Regions from separate parts of the Homo sapiens genome. Here region 2 is linked to region 1. A link is an interaction called in ENCODE POLR2A ChIA-PET data of the cell type or tissue named here. Cell type or tissue: GM12878. All regions are shown on one strand. Each heading gives the region's core, and the rest is flanking DNA. Links, peaks and the distances in the headings are about the cores only. Region 1 has its middle 23 kb from the start of LINC01003. Region 2 has its middle 77 kb from the start of XRCC2.

The links. ChIA-PET counts read pairs that join two places held together with the same protein. Peaks named below come from ENCODE experiments on the same cell type or tissue, not always from the same donor. Only the 100,000 strongest peaks of a DNase experiment are listed, where the experiment ranks them.
Region 2: POLR2A ChIA-PET joins it to region 1 with 6 read pairs; 2 of 35 experiments call an interaction of 5 or more read pairs at or near these places.

Annotation. Positions count from the first base shown.
Region 1 is chr7:152,485,449-152,488,360 of GRCh38, forward strand. No RefSeq gene overlaps it. Among named protein-coding and RNA genes, the nearest start is that of LINC01003, 23 kb to the left of the region's middle. In GM12878, for the core only: no CTCF peak of the experiment used is centred there; no DNase peak of the experiment used is centred there.
Region 2 is chr7:152,597,311-152,600,222 of GRCh38, forward strand. No RefSeq gene overlaps it. Among named protein-coding and RNA genes, the nearest start is that of XRCC2, 77 kb to the right of the region's middle. In GM12878, for the core only: no CTCF peak of the experiment used is centred there; a DNase peak (open chromatin) is centred at 1,531.

The sequences.
Region 1 (2,912 bases), core at 262-2,761:
TAAAAAAAAAAAATAGGCCGGGTGCGGTGGCTTACGACTGTAATCCCAGCACTTCGGGAGGCCAAGGCGGGCGGATCATGAGGTCAAGAGGTCGAGATCATCCTGGCTAACATGGTGAAACCCTGTCTCTACTAAAAATACAAAAAATTAGCTGGGCGTGGTGGCGTGCGCCTGTAGTCGCAGCTACTCAGGAGGCTGAGGCAGGAGAATCGCTTGAACCCAGGAGGCAGAGGTTGCAGTGAGCCGAGGTCGCGCCACTGTACTCCAGCCTGGGCAATGGAGTGAGACTCCATCTAAAAAATAATAATAATAAAAATAAATAATAGAAACCGGGCCTCACTATGTTGCCCAGGCTGGTCTCAAACTCCTGGGCTTAAGTGATCCTCCCACTCTGGCCTCCTGAATTGCTGGGATTACAGGTGTGAGCCACCCTGCTTGACTTCTACTCCCTTTAATGAACGCTTATGACAACGAAGGAAAGTTGCTTGCCCTTCCCTACACATGCCCTTTTCCTGCCTCTGTGCCTTTGCTCACGCAGTTTCCGCCCCCTGGGGCACCATTCTGCACATGTCTCCATCCTGTGTTTTCATCAAGGGCTGGCCCAAATGCTACCATCTCCCAGGACAGCCTTCCCTGATCTGTCCAGCTAGGAGTAAATTCTTCCTTTGAATTCTCTTAGAATTTACATATTCTGTCAAAAAACCACTGAAGGGAGAGCAATTTGCAAAATAATGAATTGTTTTTCTGCTTTAGGACATTGGTTCTCAAAATTGAGTATACATGAGAATCATTTGGAGAACTCATTTCAAATGCATACCCCAGGCAGAGCGTGGTGGCTCATGCCTGTAATCCCAGTACTTTGGGAGGCCAAGGCAGGAAGATCGCTTGACGCTTGAGCCTGGGAGGTTGAGGCTGCAGTGAGCTGTGGTTGTGCCACTGCACTTCAGCCTGGGCCACAGAGCAAGACCCTGTCCCCCGCCAAAAAAAAGAAGAAGAAGAAGAAGAGGAACAAGCCTGTTGCTTATTTCAAGAGATTCTCAGGCTTATTTCCAGAGATTCTCAGTTTTTTCTCACATGGTGTTCCTGTCCACCATACTTTAAGAAACATTGAGCTAAGAGGTTCTTTGTTAATTTCACGTCAGGTGGATTCATGAATACGTCGACTTGTTGGAGTTTCGTGATATAAATCCAGCCATACTAGCAAACTGTTAACAGTCCTGAAAACAGTGTAAAGTTTTTCATATACCAGGACTGAAAACTCAAGTGGATGGGTAGGTTGAGGGTTCACTGCTGAGGACCACAGGAAGTGGTAGGACTACAAGGGACTACGGAGCATCTCTGGTATTCACCTTTCAGTAACGATTTCCATCTGAGAATTTGGAGCAACTACTGCCAGAATTTCCATTTTCCCAGAAAGTTGGAAATCCAGAATTTTAGGTGACATTTCCAGATTATTACATGGTAACTTAAGGTTTTAACAACTCTGTGAGGTTTGATATAACCCAGTTGCAATTGATTTAATCCAACAATTAGCTTTCATAATTGAAGTGTAAATAGAAGTAAATGTTGGTTTGTTTTGCTGCAGAATGACATAAACCATTATTTCATCTATATAGTGACAAGAAATCCACAGAAATGAAGAGACAGGCTCATTTTAGGATTTCCTGGAATCATTAATTTTTAAAAAATTATTTTCTCTCTCCTTCCTTCCTTCCTCTCTCTTCCCTTCCTTTCCCTTTCCTCTTCCTTTCCTTTCCCTTCTTCCCTTTCCTTCCTTTCTTTTTCTCTTTCCCTTCCCTTCCCCTTCCCCTTTCCCTTCCCCTCCCCTTCCCCTTTCCCTTCCCCTCCCCTTCCCCTTTCCCTTCCCCTCCCCTTCCCCTTTCCCTTCCCCTCCCCTTCCCCTTTCCCTTTCCCTCCCCCTCTCCCTTTCCTTTTCTCTTTCCTTTCCTTTTTCTCTCTCCCTGTCCAGGGGCCCAATCTCAGCTCACAGCAACCTCTGCCTCCCGGGTTCAAGTGATTCTCCTTCCTCAGCCTCCCGAGCAGCTGGGATTACAGGCCCCCACTACCATGCCCGGCTAATTTTTGTATTTTTAGTAGAGACGAGGATTTGCCATGTTGGCCAAGCTGGTCTCAAACTCCTGACCTTGGCCGGGTGTGGTGGCTCATGCCTGTAATCCCACCACTTTGGGAGGCCGAGGCGGGCAGATCATGAGGTCAAGAGATTGAGGCCATCTTGGCCAACATGGTGCAACCCTTTCTCTACTAAAAATACAAAAATTAGCTGGGTATGGTGGCATGCGCCTGTAGTCCCAGCTACTCAGGAGGCTGGGGCAGGAGAATTGCTTGAACCCAGGACGTGGAGCTTGCAGTGAGCCGAGATGGCACCACCGCACTCCAGCCTGGGCGACAGAGCAAGACTCTGTCTCAAAAAAAAAACAAAAACAAAAAACAACTCTTGACCTCAGGTGATCCGCCTGCCTCGGCCTCCCAAAGTGCTGGTATTACTGAGCCACCTCCCCTGGCCTACAGATTTAAAATATATATCTTTTCATATTTTTAGTACTCAGAGATGGATGATTAGATATAGTGTCTCTCTCCATTAAAGTCAACAACTGTGGGCCAGGTACGGTGGCTCATGCCTGTAATCCCTGCACTTCAGGAGGCGGAGGCAGGAGGATCACTTGAGGCCAACAGTTCAACACCAGCCTGGGCAATATAGGAAGACCCCATCTCTACAAAAAAATTTTAAAATGAGCCAGTCATGGTGGCGTGCACCTCTAGCCCAGCTGGTTGGGAAGCCAAGCTGGGAAGATGGCTTAAGCCCTGGAGTTTGAGGCTGCAGTGAGCTGTGATGGTACCACTGCCCTCCAGCCTGGGCAACAGAGTGAGGCCTTATCTAAAAAAAAAAAAAA
Region 2 (2,912 bases), core at 127-2,626, 110 kb after region 1:
TTTCGAGACCATCTTGGCCACATGGCAAAACCTCGTCTCTACTAAAAATACAAAAATTAACTGGGCATGATGGAGCGTGCCTATAATCCCAGCTACTTGGGAGGGTGAGACGGGAGAATTGCTTGAACCCAGGAGGCAGAGGTTGCAGTGAGCCGAGATGGCACCACTACACTCTAGCCTGGACACAGGGTGAGACTCTGTCTCAAAACAAAAAAAGAACACAACCAAACCCAGCCTACTCCCTCTCCGTTGTCACCTCCCTCCGTGGCCCTCCTGGTTTGAATTAGTGACAGTGGTGGAGGGTGGGGCAGAACAATTGGCCACAACAAGAAACAAACCAACCAAAAAGTATGTAGGTGGCTATGAGGCAGTCACTGTGGTGTCCTGCCCAGGGCCCACGCTGGGTAATCATGTTTGTCTGTCTGTTTTCCTTTGCATCTTCAACTAGACGTGGGCGTTCGTTACTCCTGGACAAAACTTCCGTTAGCTCCTTGTCCCCTGTGGCAGGCCGGCCTGCACATGCCTGGGAGGGATTTCTCTTCCCAGGAGCAAATAAGTTTGTCCCTGAGCAGTTTCTGGATTTGTTTATGGAGACTTTAGGGAAGATAAACATGAAAATTTTGATACAAATTTGAAGTCCTGGGAGTTGTGATAATGAGTGTGGCTGTGAATATTGCTTCCAGTTCTGGAAAGACCTGTGCAGCTGCAGCTCTCAGTGGGCTTGTGGGACTGGCCTGGGGACCCAGCCACTCTCAACAAGGTCCCCAGACCAGAATTGCTCTGAAGGTGTCTTTCTTTTGTTTTGTTTTTGTTTTTTTGAGATGGAGTCTCACTCTGTCACCAGGCTGGAGTGCAGTGGTGCGATCTTGGCCCACTGCAACTTCTGCCTCCCGGGTTCAAGCCATTCTCCTGCCTCAGCTTCCCGAGTAGCTGGGATTATTACAGGCACACACCACCACGCCCAGCTAATTTTTGTATTTTTAGTAGAGGTGGGGTTTCACCATGTTAGCCAGCACGGTCTCCATCTCTTGACCTCGTGATCCGCCTGCCTCAGCCTCACAAAGTGCTGGGATTACAGGCGTGAGCCAATGCGCCCGGCTTTTTTTTTTTTTTTTTTTTTTTTGAGACAAAGTCTGAGTCTGTCGCCCAAGCTGGAGTGCAGTGGCATGATCTCGGCTCACTGCAACCTCTGCCTCCCGGGTTCAAGCAATTCTCCTGCCTCAGCCTCCCGAGTAGCTGGGACTACAGGCACATACCGCCATGCCTGGCTAATTTTTGTATTTTTAGTAGAGACGGGGTTTCATTATGTTGACCAGGCTGGTCTCGAACTCCTGATCTCGTGATCCGCCCGCCTTGGCCTCCCAAAGTGCTGGGATTACAGGCGTGAGCCACCGTGCCCAGCGAAACTGTCTTTCAAGATGTTTCTTGGTCTTTAGTGTACGTCTGAATATTCACATAAATGCTTGCTTGAGTGCTTTTAAAAGGGAAAAAACCTTGGAAATAACCTAAATGTCTGCAGCAGGAGAAAGTCTGAATTTATCACGGTACATCTAGAGACAGGAAATCTAGGTGTTAGGTAGATGTCGGAAAGTTGGAGAGCTAAGTTTTGAAAGAGTTTGTCAAAAGCAAAATGGCTCAGAGACGTCACTTTAAATGGCAGCATCATATTTGATTATATGGATACACAGGACTGTAACTTCTTTATCCAGTTTCCTATTGTTAAGTAGTAAAGTTGTCTTCAGTTATATTTGCTATTAGAAATAACTTGATGGTCTTTTTTAATACAAAATTTTCTATTGCTTAAAACTTTCCTTAAAATAGATTCCCAGAAGGGGAATTTCTAGATCAAATGGTTTGGATTTTAAGGATTTCCAAAGTGCTTTTCACATTTGTACTGATTTACTCCCCTGCCACTGTGTATGAAAATTGAATTCTACTCTCCCCAAAATTATTATTATTGTCTTTAATTAGAATGCCTAAAATGCTGTTTCATATTGTTTTAGTTTACATTTCTGGGTTATCACTTTGGCTGACCATTTGTATTTTATTTATATTTTATTTTTGTTTTTTTGAGACAGGGTCTCGCTCTGTCACCCAAGCTGGAGTGCAGTGGCACAATCATGGCTCACTGCAGCCTTGACCTCCTAGGGTCAAGCAATTCTCCTGCCTCAGCCTCCCAAGTAGCTAGGACTACAGGCGTGTACCACCATGCCCGGCTAATTTTTTATTTTTTGTAGAGACAGAGTTTCACCATGTTTGCTGATCTTGAACTCCTGGGCTCAAGCTCAAGCAATCCTCCCACCTCAGCCTCTCAAAGGGCTGAGATTACGGGCATGAGCCACCATGCTCGGCCCAGCTGACCACTTTTAATGGTTTTTAAAGTTACTTGTGTACTTTCTTGGAATTACCTGTTTACACACTGGGCCCATTTTTCTCTTGAGTTTTAGTGTTTTTCCTATTAATTTATACAAACTTTTAACTAGGGCAGTTCATGGTACTGCACACCGCCTACCTGCGGCTGGCCTTTGGAAACCCTTTAGTTCGGTAATAACGAGTGGCCTCTGCCTTGTGCCAAAGAGTTCTTCTGCGAATCCCAAAGTTAACAGCTTATATCTTGTCCAGGCAAAAGGAGACGCGTCCTACGCAGATTGTTTGTATGTAACAAGAGCGTATTTTTAAAACCATGTGAATAACTCACATTACAATTCATTTAAAATATGATCCTCTTGCATGGCTCATTAAGTGAAACCTGAAGGAATCAATATTAGATTTATTTATTTATGTGTTCACTTATTTTGAGACAGACTCTCTCTCTGTTGCCCAGGCTGGAGTGCAGTGGCGCATTCTCGGCTCATTGCAACCTCCCGCTCCTGGGTTCAGGCGATTCTCGTGCCTTAGCCTCCCAAGTAGCT